Regions from separate parts of the Mus musculus genome. Here region 1 is linked to region 2. Evidence: chromatin contacts called from ENCODE Hi-C or POLR2A ChIA-PET data. All regions are on one chromosome and are shown on one strand. Each heading gives the region's core, a stretch centred on a gene start or an enhancer-like site at or near the end of the contact. The rest is flanking DNA. Distances are from core to core; before and after follow the strand shown. Region 1 has its middle 160 kb from the start of Dmrta1. Region 2 holds the start of Wincr1 (WNT induced non-coding RNA 1).

The links. A loop is a pair of places that touch in the nucleus more often than their neighbours do. ChIA-PET counts read pairs that join two places held with the same protein, here RNA polymerase II (POLR2A).
Region 1: a loop to region 2 is called in a map of Patski, with 4 times the contacts of the local background. The contact joins the enhancer-like site here to the promoter of Wincr1 in region 2. A Hi-C loop is called at or near these places in 1 of 37 maps with a recorded cell type or tissue (Patski). POLR2A ChIA-PET finds 5 or more read pairs at or near these places in 1 of 5 experiments (Patski).

Annotation. Positions count from the first base shown.
Region 1 is chr4:89,520,805-89,527,856 of GRCm38, forward strand. No RefSeq gene overlaps it. Among named protein-coding and RNA genes, the nearest start is that of Dmrta1, 160 kb to the right of the region's middle. Within about 2 kb of position 3,947, at least 1 of the 3 ENCODE cell types and tissues checked has a DNase peak (open chromatin) inside an H3K27ac peak, as active enhancers do.
Region 2 is chr4:89,046,563-89,053,318 of GRCm38, forward strand. It overlaps Wincr1 (WNT induced non-coding RNA 1), which reads left to right and starts at 3,745. Exons shown (of 3, transcript NR_033533.1): 1 at 3,745-3,968.

The DNA.
Region 1 (7,052 bases), core at 2,697-5,196, 470 kb after region 2:
TAGTTAATCCCTAAATCTCCAGCTGGCGGTGCCCCAACAGAGAGGCGGTGCCTTCACAATTTTGTGTCCGTATTCTGTTTCATTTCTAAATGTCTTCTCTAATAATAATTTAATTAAGAGAAGTTCATTCTCTTGGTAGTAATAAGAAGTGAAACCTAAAACAGCTAAGGGGAGGAAAAGAAGATAAGGTAAGTAATTGCCAACACTGTGATTCCCAAGGTAAAATTTAAAAAACCCTAAAACATTAAGGGTGAAAATGCACAGAAAACAAGCAGCGTTCAGCTGGTTGCTCTATACCAAAACGTAGAAAAGAAGGGAATAGAGGGAGACCTAAGTTGACTGACAGAGCATCCAGTTAAACTGAGAGAGAGAGAGAGAGAGAGAGAGAGAGAGAGAGAGAGAGAGAGAATGAGGGCAGAGATATCCCACATTGAACAGCAACTTCAAAAACAAAGCATGTTAGAAATCAGCTTAAATATATAATTATGAAGAAAGTTACAAACTTTTACTGAATCTTGAGAAAAAAGTTAAGAAGATAAAGAGGAATATCATTCTCAGGAATGAGAAGAGAATGGTAAAATGTGTTCACTTTTGGATCCATATGCATGTGTAATGTGTAAATGTATATTTAAAATATTGCTAACCAAGGTATTGATGGAACATGTGTGTGTGTGTGTGTGTGTGTGTGTGTGTGTGTGTGTGTGTGTGTGAAAAATCTGTCCAAATGATTCAGAAGCTTATGAAGAAAAACTGAAAGAACTTCCCCATCTTTCCTGGGCAGTGGTGCGCCAAGCTGAATAAAGAAGCCTATCTCAGGTAGTAGAAACCAGGTGGCCAAGGGCAGAGAACTGGCTCTGGCTCTTACGGCCTCTGAACTTGTGGTACTGAGAAGTTCCCAGACAAAATTAACGCCATTTCCCACTGTGTTGGATGAGTGTGTCTTAGTCATTTAACAGATATTGACCATCAGATGCATCCTAGCAAGTCACGTCAACCAGCAATTGGAGAAGAACCTCACCTTTGGGGAAGTTAGAGCCCAGCTGGGGAAGAAGGCACTCACAATGCACTCTGGGAAACAACCTCTTATTATAGGAGGAGATTGTAGACACCAATCAGGACCCTGATGAAGTAAACCCATGTTTTCTGAACTGTTTGTCAAGAGGACTAATTGATTTAGCTCTAATCCATGGTGCACATCTATTTTGTGAGACTGATGAAATCTTTCACTTTTATGATGAGGTACTAAGTATGATTTATACTCATGCCCAAATTCTTTTCTATCTCATGGCTGATGGTTAATGCATCTCTGATTAGCAGGTGACCCTGGTTCATACTCTGAGGGGCATCCAAGTCACAGTCCCTCGAGAATAAAACAGCATTTCAGACAATCTCTGAGAGCCAGTTTTCTGCTCTTCCATTGGCGTTTCACACAGTCTCCCTGGGATTCGTACGTGGCCAGTCCAGTTTCTAGATGTTAAATATCCACGCTTGGCTTCCCTGGTACTGGCATGACTAGTTCCAGCAGTAGGTCAGTCTAGCCCAGGAAATGCCTTTAAATTCTTGAGTCTCTGCCTTCTAGCATTGTGCTTTAGAAAGACCAGGAAATGAAACGTACTGGAATAGAACAAGTATAATCTTCTGAAATAGAAAGATGGAATGAAAGGAAGGAAGGGAGAGATAGACACACAGAGATATCAACAAGCCTGTTTATTTGGACACAGACTGGTAATTTTTAACTTCAGAATTATTTTCAAGGGTTTAATTTCCAGTTTTGAATTTGAATCACGGTTGAGGGAAGAACTCAATCTGTAAAGTTCCCACTTTGCCAGCACCAGGTCTTGCATGAACTCCCAGAACTCACTTAAAAATAAACTTGGGGATGGGGGTTGGAGACAGTCTAGATAGATTCCTAGGACTCAGCCTCGCTTCCTTGACAAGGCCAGTGAGAGACTTTGTTTATGTTTTTAAAAAGGTGGAAAATGTGGGTGGTACCTGAGAAATGTACCTCAGGTGCATGACCTGAGGGTGTCCTCTGGCCTCCACACAGAAGCATACAAATACTTTAGTCACCTGTGTACAAGCGTGCGCGCACACACACACACACACACACACGCACACAAGTTCTCCTTTAGTTTTTTTTTTTTTTTCAATTCACAGATCTTCCAGGCTCTCTGGCATGTTCAGAGCCATGTTCTAATTATAACAGAAAAAAATATGTATATATACATACATATATATTTTTAAAGAAAAATCTATACCTCCATGGTCATCAGTTTTATAATTATATGTACCTTATGAGCTTGTTGAAAACATTAAATTAACTAATGCTTATAGAACTCCTGGAAGGGATTAAGGGTATTTTAAAAGCTCAATGTTAAGTATTGTCTTATAAATAAGAGTTGACCTATAATTATCTGCTTATGTATGATTTATCTCTCTATATAAGGATTTATTCCTATATAAGCCTTCAGAAATATGGCTCCTTGATTATTTTCTTTATCACTTGCCTGGAAGGACACTATTTAACATTTATATTTTGAATCTGACCGTATGGCCCACTGTTTCTGTATGCCTCGCATGGAGAGACGTTAGTTAGAAAGAACCTCTCAATTGATCAGAGAGAAAATGACACGCCCCTAAAAGGCAGCCTGGGGCAGTGAAGTGAGTACGAAGAAGGTTGGTCTGAGTAGCTTGCAAACCAAAACCCTTTGTGGTCCCAAATAAGGATTGCTGTACTCCTGTGTTCCTCTCCCCAAGCAGCAGGTCTGGTCCATGGGAGGTTATTCCTGGTGTGTAGCTAGCCTCTGGCTGTCAGACACAAATATGTCTGAAATTAAGATCAAGGTCTGTGAGCCTTTGAGGGGAAAAATTGAACTCAACTCTGAAAATCCCCCTGGCCATCTGCAAAGGCCACCCTGCAATGAGTGCTGTTTTAACCAGGGTTTATCTTTACAGGTGTTAGGTAGAAGCCTAGACAGCCAGTCAGCCGCTGTGAGTCATCTGGCTGTGGTGAGATTAGAAATTCCTGGAACATGATAAAGAATCCGGAGTGGAGGCAGGAAAGATGAAGGGAAATGCCTTCTGCAGCTCCCGGTTCCCACCGGTTCCCACCATGTGACCTTATGGTCCATAACTTTTGGGTCGATTTGGGCAGTTACCTGCTTGCTTTCTCACCCCCACCCCTTTCCTCCTCCTATTCATTTTTAAATATTTAGTTATTTTATGTATACGTGCCTGAGTGTATGCATATGTTCAAGAGCCCATGGAGGACAGATGAGGTCCTTTGTTCTCCTGGAAGTAGAGTTACAGGTAGTGGTGATCTGCCATGTGGGTGCTGGAAACAGGACCCGGATCCTCTGCAGAGCAGTAAGCACGCAACAACTGAGCCATCTCTAGCACCTCTTCCTTTTCTTTCCCCTTTTATTGACTTTTCAAAGTCAAGAAATCCTATTTCCACTGAATATGTAAATATTCATATTTTAACCAGGAAAGCGCACTATGTGTGTAAAGGTGGTAGATTTAGATACCGTTGAGAAGAAATAGAGGAGGGAAAGATGGGGGGCGAGGGAGGGGAGAACTGGAAAAGACAAGCAGAGGAGCGTCCGGATGGATGAGAATCGGGATGGAGTTGGCGACTCTGACTGCGGACTCAGTAATATTACTGTCTTCTCGTGAAAAAACGAATGAACAGGCTTAGCCGAACAATGGCTTCTTATTTGCAAACGCCGTAAAGAAAACAAAAGCATAATAAAAAATAAATTAAAAACAAAAAACAAAAGCAGTTAGAACCCAATGCATATTCTCTGCGCATTTGAAGTTGCTGCGAGGCAGGGCGGCTTCAAATTGGCCTCTCTTGTTCCCGTTCAGCGTAGGAGGGTCTCCACCCCACCATCCGGCCTTTCCGTACTAAAAGCTGAGATCCGAAGTTTCGGATGCTGTTGCCGGGAACTTCTTTTCACTCAGAGAGCCGTGCTGAGTGCACGGGGTTTTGATCTGTCCCTCGGGGGGAACTCCTGAGTCCCGTGTCCCTGCGAGTTCGCCTCTGAAAGTGCCGAAGTGAGGATTAGTTTGGTGTTGAGGACACCTAGTGGCGGTTTGTTGGTTGTGTTCTTCAAACGGAAAGAAAATCGGCGAAGTTAGCAACCCCGGAGGCAACTTGTCTCTTTTTCCACAACACCTTCACAAAGCAACTAAAGTTTCCCAGAAGCTTCAAGATAAAACGGCGTGGTGGTAGAGTCAGCTAAATTCTCACTTCTGCCTTTTACTGCCGTTAGACCGAATTCTCTCGGCTTAATTCCTTGTAAGGAACACACTGTGCCACACAAGGAAAGCTCTAAGGGCTGCAGAGTGGCCACAACTGGGTCAACTAAACTGATAAGCTGAGAGTCATTTTGAGAGAGACTCAGACATAAGAACTCTATGGTAATAGAAAGAGTCTTTTTTCCCCCCTGCTTTATAATGATTGACTACGCTGTACATTGCTCTTATTGTTTTCTGGGACTACAAGGTGTTAGTAATAAATGTCTCTAAAATAAATGTATAAACAATAGTTGTCCATTGCTGAAAATTCAGCTAATGGAGAATACAAGTTATCATTTTTGAGAGGTTTTCATATTTTCCACCTTCCAGTAAAAATCGATTTTCAAAAATAGGCTGAGCCCAAGATTTAACCATAGGCTGTAGTTTTCTTTTCTTTTTCTTTTTTTTTTTTAACATTTTTTAAAAGATTTATTTATTTATTTATTATATGTAAGTACACTGTAGCTGTCCTCAGACACTCCAGTCAGATCTCGTTAAAGATGGTTGTGAGCCACCATGTGGTTGCTGGGATTTGAACTTCTGACCTTTGGAAGAGCAGTCAGGTGCTCTTACCCACTGAGCCATCTCACCAGCCCAGGTTATAGTTTTCTAACCCCTGGTTTGAGTTGGTAACTCTTTATGCCGGCTCTTTCAAATAAGAGAAAATTTAGTGTGATGCAATTCGTGTAAAAATAAATAAAATTTAAGGTTAATTCATTTCGTTTAAAATTCACTTTATGTAATCTAGAATGTAATTTTCTTAAACAATACTTTTATTTATTTTTTTAAATCAATTTATTCTTTCATATCCCAACCACAGTATTTTCCCTCTCTTCTCTCTTCCCAGTCTCTCCTCCCTCCCCAACCACTACTACTCAGTTTCCCTTCAGAAAATGGACGGGCTCTCTGGGATAGCAATTAACCGTGGCATATCAAGTTTCAGTAAGGCTAGGTACCTACCTCTCCTCCTATTAAGGGTGGACAAGGTGAACCAGTCGAAGGACAAGGGTCTCAAAGGCAGGCAAGAGCTTCAGAAACAGCCCCAACTTCCTCTGTTAGGAGTTCTACAAGAACACTAAGTTACATAACTATCATATATGCAGAGGTTAGACCCACGCAGGCTCCCTGACTGCCGCTTCAGTCTCAGTGAGCCCTTAGGAGTTCATTTGTTGATTCTGTGGGTTTTCTGGTGGTGTCCTTGACCTTTCTGGCTCCTACAATCTTTCCTCTTCTTCTTTTTCCTTTGGATTCACTGAGTCCCTTGTAATGCTTTGCTGTGGATCTCTGCATCTTTAAACCATATTTTTTTCCCTTGACAAGCTTATGTATGTACAGAATGTATCTTTTAAATAAGTTAGTTCTTTGACAATTACATAATCTATACAGTGCATTATGGTTACTCCAGCTCCCTTTTACAACCCCTCTCCCCCATCATCTCTTTTATTCCTCTCTATTTTCCCTGTTTCACAGATTTCTGACATTTGGTTTTGTTCTGTGACCCATTTGGCTCGTCAGGGCCATCTGTGTGACCATTAGATGGGACTATCATTGAAGCCATGTTGGGTCTTTGGTGATAGCACAGATGGGGCTCACCCATGAGGTAAGTTATCTTTAAAGCGTCTTTGCATGTGTATTCCTTGTGTATAGATGGGTGTATATTTGTCACCGTATATTGGCTTTGGCTTGGCTTGGGCTGCCCCGTCATACCACGTCCATGCCTATTCCCAATCAATCAGTCCTTCAGGCTTGGGTTCCAGAGCTATTGCTATCCAGTCCAGTTGGTGCTTTTGAACCTGAGTGCAAGACGTCCAGGGAATCTTTGACCTCTGCATTCCCTTTGAGCTTGAACCTTTTAGGGTAATGTCTTATTTGTCTTCACACTCGAGGACAGTGAAATGCTCCCTCCTCAGCCAAGTCCCCAGAGCAGTGACCTTTGCCACATCTGTCAATAGAGGTGACTCTAATTAGCTGGGGAGCCGACAGGAACACTGGAGACAACCTGGACAACGTCCAGCAGACACTAAACTGTGCAAAGCCCATGTTCAGTGGCTTCCCCCTGGAGTATAACCGTCCCTGTGCTTGCCTTCTGGACAGAAGTGTTCACTACCTCAAACAGAACTCTGTGAGTAGCACCCTGATCCATCCCCACTGAGTTGCATAGCTAAGATTCTCTTTTGCATTTCATATCCAGCCTGGATCCCTGTTCTTTATGATCGGAGTAACTCACAAAAGAATTAATTCTGAACAGGCAGTTTGTAATATGGTACTTTGTTTTGTGGTAAAATCCATGGCAGCCGTAGGTTCGAGAATGTGTGCCAGGAAAGCTGGTTTCTGTTTGCTTTGCACTTGGCATACATTTGGTTGAGGTTCTTGCTGCATTTAACACAAGCCCCAAACACTTTAACATGGCCTCGAGGACTTGGCTAAGCACCTCTCTACCTGTGTCTCCAGATTCTTCTCAAGCCACACTTGGCCTTGCTCGCTAGATTCACGTCCATTCCCTTTTCAGACCCCCCACGGGGCTCCATTGTGACATCAGTGTTCGGTCACCTGTCTGCTTCCTATTCTTTCTTTCAGGATAATTATTACTTTCTCAGAGAGCTATTTCCTGACCCTAATTTCAATTTGATTTCTTTCCTTGTCTTCTCTTCTTGCATTTCTCCTTCCTAACACCCATCATCACTTCCAATAACAAAAGTCTCTTTGGTTAACGTAACAAAACTGGCCAGGAGATGGCTGTGCTTTTAATCCCA
Region 2 (6,756 bases), core at 2,495-4,994:
TGGTAAGCATGACACATAGGAGATCACTGACACCGAAGCAGCAAATATGGGGCCTGCATGGATCTAAACCAGAAAAAAAAATATTGTGTTTGTAAACAGTTGCTTTTTATTAGCAACACACTTCTTACCATGTACCACGCAGTTTAACGTACATGCAAAAATATCTGTACTCGTCAAGTTACCACTTTGATTCCTTGTTGAGCATTGTTATCTTGGTGAGTACTCACTGTTACGTGTTGTGTTTACATTGAATGCTTTTAAAAAAAATAAAAGCCTCAAACAAGACCAGGTAATAATTATGAAGTGGAATAATAATTATGAAATTTGGGGGATAAAGGAAAATCTTCTTCTAGAGAATAAGAAAATGTTCCTTATTGTCACTCAAAGGTGGAACCCGAATAAGATCCTTCTTCTGCCACACAGTGCCAGTGACCTCTCCCATTCCCAAGAAATTCAATCTAAAAATAAGACAGAGAAAACCCATATGATTGAAGGAGCCAGAGAAGACAGCCTGCCTATCATTTATCTATCTGTTAATAGCTGTCTATCAACTCTCCATATGGGGGTGGGTAAGAGAAAGGGAAGAAAGAGAAGGGAAAAGAAGAGAGAAGGAGAAAATTTAAGGGCAGTTGCTATTTTTAAAAAGATAGAATAAAAGACAAAATATTTCAATAATTTTGCTACTAACAATAAGTTTCTTGTTCTTATTTTCAAAGTTTAAAGCGCTAGTCAGAAACGAGTTATTGTCATGGCCAAATTATTTCACTGAATAAACTGAAGGGATTTTTTTGTTAAAGATGTTCTGGCTTTAAATAACGTTTAGAATTCCATTTTTCATGAGCGTAGTAAATATTTATTGTAAACGCATTTATTTTCTCTCTGCTGTGGTCAACTTTCCTGCAGAAAATCAAGGAAAAGAAAAAAAAAAACAGAGCTCTATTTTCAACACGTCAATCTGCTCATACTCTTAGGACATTCTGTCTCTAATTGAGTTTACCTTGAAAATGCACAACAACAAAGAACTGAGTGTCTTCTATATAGCATTCAATAATAATTTTCATTAAATCCATTGTGGGACTTCTAGGTAATTGCATCCATTTCAGGAAGGAGAGCACCCAACCTCAAAAAGTTTAAGGATCTTGTCCAAACTTAGAATCAATAATAAGAAATCACACCTGGTTCCCTTTCTCACCAAAATGCATATCCATGCAAACACACACCTTCTGGCTCCTTGTGTGCCCGTGTGTCCATCTGTAAAGGGGAGCCATCTATGTCAGATTGCTCTCCAAATTTATACATTGAATTTACGTAGATAGAGACACGATGCCCACTGGAATACAAGGAAATGGATGCATTCACTGTGACTGACATGATAACACATCGTTCTTCTAATTTAACCCCATGTGTAAGAGCAGAGGTCCAAGAGTAACGTTACAGGAAGATATTCTGCCTCTGAGTAATGAATATACACAATATTTGAATTACACAAAATGTAGTGTGAACACTGGTTATTCATTCTATCCACACACTGAAAACAGAGGTTCTGTAAAGTAAAAGTAAAATAGCACGATGCAATAAAAAAGTTTACCAATTATTGATACCTTTGGGTGAAACACCAACCAGCTTTCAGTTTGTCATGTTTCTTTTTACTAAGTAATGGAGTCTGATCATTAAGAAGTGGTTCTTTTCATTTTCTGTGCTACTTTGAGTATAATGCTCTGTACTTGGATAGGAGCATTAATGTATAGTCAGAATATTCACACAGGACCACTGGGTGTAAAGCCAGGACAAGAGCACAAGGAAAAAACAGTTATAACATTCAACTCCGTAATGGGTAATCAGGGAAAGCGACATCTCAAGAAAATTCCACACTCAAAGCTGCTTCTAAACACAGTGCTAGATGTAAAATTAACCAGACTTGTGAAGAAAACTGTAAGAAGCTGAGAAGGAAAGTGACCCTGTAGGAGAACTAGCAGTCTCAATTAACCTGACATTGGACCACCAACCAGGCAGCATACACCAGCTGACATGAGGCCCCCAACACACATACAGTAGAGGACTCCAGGTCCGTGTTCAGACAGAGAAGAGACTGGAGGCTCCAGGAAGTTTAGAGGTCAGGTGGGGTAGAGGGTGGAGGGTGGGGACATCCTCATGGAGACAGGGGGTGGGGAAGAGGTATGAGATGTGGAACAGTCGGAGGGTGGACCAGGAGGGGAATAAAATCTGGAGTGTAAAAAGGAAGATTAAATAAAAAGAAGAAATATATAATATATATATTATATATATGTACATATATATATATTATGTGTATATATTATATATAGATGTATAAATATATTAAGAAAATCCTTACATGGACATTTTTACTCACTATCATAATAATATTTGTTTTATTCATATTTCTGTGAATTTATATTCACAGAAAAACCACAATAATAATTATAATGTCTTATCCACATATATGGTGTGGACAAAACAGAGTGTGGGCTTTATAACTAATGAAAGCAAGAAAACAAATGGGTTGGGGAAAAGGAAGGGAGGATTGTTAGGGGATTTTTATTTTCTACCTAAATTGCAAAGTGACTATTGTTCTTGTAAGTTACTTGTGTAGTAAAACTCTCATAATGAATTGCTGTTAATATCTTATTGTTTTGCAAAAGATGACATTTCTGTTTCCATTATTTGTGAATCTGTATCCATCAATAGTTTGTACAGTGAAGAGCTGTGACAGAAACTCATAATGCCAGTCTCCCAACTGTGACTGGAAAGTATTCCTATACAATGTCCTCAGAAAATCACTTGGGGTAACTTTTCAAGCTTTTAAATTTGAAATAGATCAAGATATTATACCACGTAGTGGGTAACATTTAACTAAAATTTTGCTTGACACCTAACATGAAACATCAGAAATTGAAAATGAAATATTGTTTTTTTTCCCCTGGCTATAAGTAGGCTAAGTGTTATGACTTGTCATTGGTGATACTTAAACAGTGTTTAGGTAAATTATTTACATCTTTAAAAACCTCTAAATGATTCAGCTAGCTCTCAATCATCCTCAAAGCCAGCATTCCACTGCAAAGCTTAATTTGTTCAGTTCTCCTGCCCCACAGCCTGCCAAGCCGTGGGGTGAAGACAAGACTTGCCTAAACCGGCAGACAGAAAGAGGATCCTACGAGCTGCACAAGGAGCTAAGAGCTCTTGTTCTAGTAGGCTATGGAGGAGGGGGCCAATTAGGTGTCCAGGTCTCTGAGCTTTCTTACCTATCTGGGACTAGGATTTTAAAATCTACAAGTAATTAGAGCACAGCTACAATCTAACCAGTGCTGTGCCAACTGTCTGTATACAGAGACGTCAATACTCCTTGATAAGTCTGGGAAACACAGGTCTACTGATTTGTGTGGAAACTTAGCAAAGAACTTAATAACTCTCTCTTCATTTTCCAATTCTTAATTTCATCTCCAATTAATTTCTTTTCCCAACAAAAGTCTCAAATTAGTCATAAATTGTGCAGGCAAATCTAATTCCCTGAACATTGGAAGAGTGAGCATACGTGAGTAACAGCTATGACTTACTCTTTCTTTCATGCCTGCTTGCTTAGTCACTCGTGATTAAACCTTAATCAACTTGGAACAACGTTACTGTAAATACCATAGATAAATACACTAAATTAAGCACATCATCACATCAAACAGCATCAATAGCTGCATGATTTTATCACAAAGGCAAAGTACAACTCACCTCTTCCTTTCTCCTAGGCAAATGGCCTGAATATCATGAAGTATCCACCCATATCTCAAATCTATCATCCTAGTCATCCATTCTTTCTGGCAAGTTTTAGTCTTTGACAAAACAATCCTATTTATTTCCCTTGAAAATGGCTGGGAACAAGTCTTGGAATATTAGAATATCTCATCTTTGTGATCCCACTGAAAATGCTGAATTCAGTTTTAGTGCTTTTATTCATTTAGGTAAGTAATATATAGAAAACAATGGGGTTCATAACTTTTACAGTATTACTTTGTGTGTGTGTGTGTGTGTGTGTGTGTGTGTGTGTGTGTGTGAGAGAGAGAGAGAGAGAGAGAGAGAGAGAGAGAGAGAGAGAGAGAGAGAGAGATTGAGAACATACAGTGGTCAGAGGACGACTTGTGGGAATTGGTTATTTCCTTCCACCTTGGGTTCTTAGGCTCAAACTCAGGGCATCAGGTTGTATAGTAAATGCTTTATTAATTGAGCCATCTCATTAGCCTTTTTTTTTCTTTAAATTGATTGTATTTGAAATGTTCTTCAGTTTTCAAAAAGCAATTTGTATGTATTTTCCTAATTACTCAGAAGAGTTTCTTCAGTATCTGACTTTGCAAGCAATATAATAATATCTCTAATGTGCTCTTGCACATTAGACCAGCACATAAGTGGGGTTTTCTAAATGGCAGTGATTTCCATGTGAGTTTTCATCTGATGATTATGGTTTATGTGGCTTCCCTGAAACTGGCCAGCAGTGATACATGAGTGGCAGGCAGCAGTGTTGTGATTACAGAGAATAAGAAGACATTACGAAGGAGTGTATCAATTACGGAATTCATTTCCAGATTGTCGTTGCTGTAGATGAGTTCTAAGTATAAATATCTACATGCTGTTCTAGATTTAATCATTTTTGTCCTAATTGTTCTAAAATAAACATAAAATGCTGATGGGTAGAAACAGGACGTTCAACCACTTTGGAATATAATTAAGACTTGATAGAATAGGATAAAATGTATATGCTTTAATGTGTTAAAGTAGAAGCCAAAAACTATCTCTGCTCTGCAGTTGGGCTGAGATGCTTTAATTGTGTTAAATAAAACATTTTATTTAACCCTCCATCCCCTCTGGCTCTTATACTTTCTCTGCCTCCTCTTTCATGGGTTTCCTGAGCTCTGAGGAGAGAAATTTGATAGAGGTAATTCAAATAAATAAAGCAGTTTCACACATTTGTAATTTTTTATAGTTCAATTGTTTTTAAATACTTGGGGGAATTTTGTCTTTCTGCTTTCTAAATTTTCCTGCCAAAAACTATAAAAAAAATTAGAAGAGATAATTAAACTTCATGTTTTTTGATCATAAACTTTTGATGTTATTAAAAATGTTTCTCAATAAATCATAAAAAATTTACATTTACTCAGGATAAAGCTGTCCTACACATTACAAGAGTGAAGCTTTAGGTCTTAAAATTATCTCTCTTTAAGGACAACTTTGGCCTGAACTTAACTACCAAGCTAAACTTCAAACCTTAATACCAATATGGTTATATGTGACTTTAAAAACTGCAGTTATTTTACATATACATGGACTATTTAAACTCAGGCTTTCATTCAAATTATTTCTAGTTTGTTTGCCTTAAACTTTTCTAGCTTTTATAAGAAATAACTACTTCCTTTATCTGGTAAATACAGAAGTTCCCCTTTTTGGCATGGGAAGCTGGAGAAGATTCTTGTCACTCGTGTCGCCTTTGCTAAATTCATCTGACTCACTGTACATGTTAGTGGAGCAAGCAGAAAGACAACCAGATGTCCAGGCTCACCGCTGGACTACCTGACGGTCTGTCGCAGGGATCCAGGCAGCTCTGCAGAGCACACTGTGCTCAGCAGACAGCTACTGGGTTCATTCCTGGGCAACTGATACCAGGTCAAAGTCTCCCTGCAGAATCCTCCATCTGGAAAATTGAATCCAGTCCTCCAAGAAAATGGTCTTCAAGCTTTTTGTTTGTGCACACCCCAAGGGAATTAGACATTTTCTGTAACCACGTGACGAGCCTAATATTTAAATCAAGACATAAATATTATAAATTATGTTCTTTCTAAGTTATTTCATTGATTTTTCAAATTGTTTTACATTTTCTGGTAACGCTGGATTTTTAATGTTCAGCATGATGGCTTGCAGTACAAGCCTCAGTGGAATGGCTAAGCTGTAACTAACAAGTTCACCACCTCTGCTGCTCTTCTCATAGTGAAATATAGATTATTTTAATGTTCATCTTCTTGCATGGAATTATTCCACAATTTTAAATTTCTGCTATAAAATTTAGATGCAAAATGATTTGATTCCCCATCAATAATCCTAAAACCAGAAATTGAGAAATGAAATCTTCCCTAGAAATTAGAATGTTATATTCCTCATATTTTTTTAGCTCCTTTTCCTTTCTCACTATATTTTACATTAGTTTGATATACATTTATTTGCATAATATTATTTTAATTTTGATGACATTAGTTGGTGAACCTATTTATACTTTCTGCAGCAAGAATCTAAATAAAGTTAGTTTTAAATTTTTCCAAAAGAGGAACAACAATATGAACTAACCAGCACTCCCAGAACTTGTGTTTCTAGCTGCATATGTAGCAGAGGATGGCCTAATCGGCCATCAATGGGAGGAGAGGTCCTTGGTCTTGTGAAGATCATATGCCCCAGTACAGGGGAATGCCAGGGCTGGGAAGCAGGAGTGGGTGGGTTGGGGAGCAGGGTAGGGGGAGGGGATAGGGGACTTTCAGAGAGGAAACTAAGAACGGGGATAGCATTCAAAATGTAAATGAAGAAAATATCTAATAAAAAAATGAAAAAATTTTTCCAAAAGCTTCTCAATATTAAAAATATTTATCATGAGGTACTTTATTTTTATTAGTAAATTGCTTAGCAAATACATAATGACTGGATCGTGTTCAGTATAATTACATAAATATGAAACATTAATAAATAAATGAAAACCAATGCTGAAAATATCTC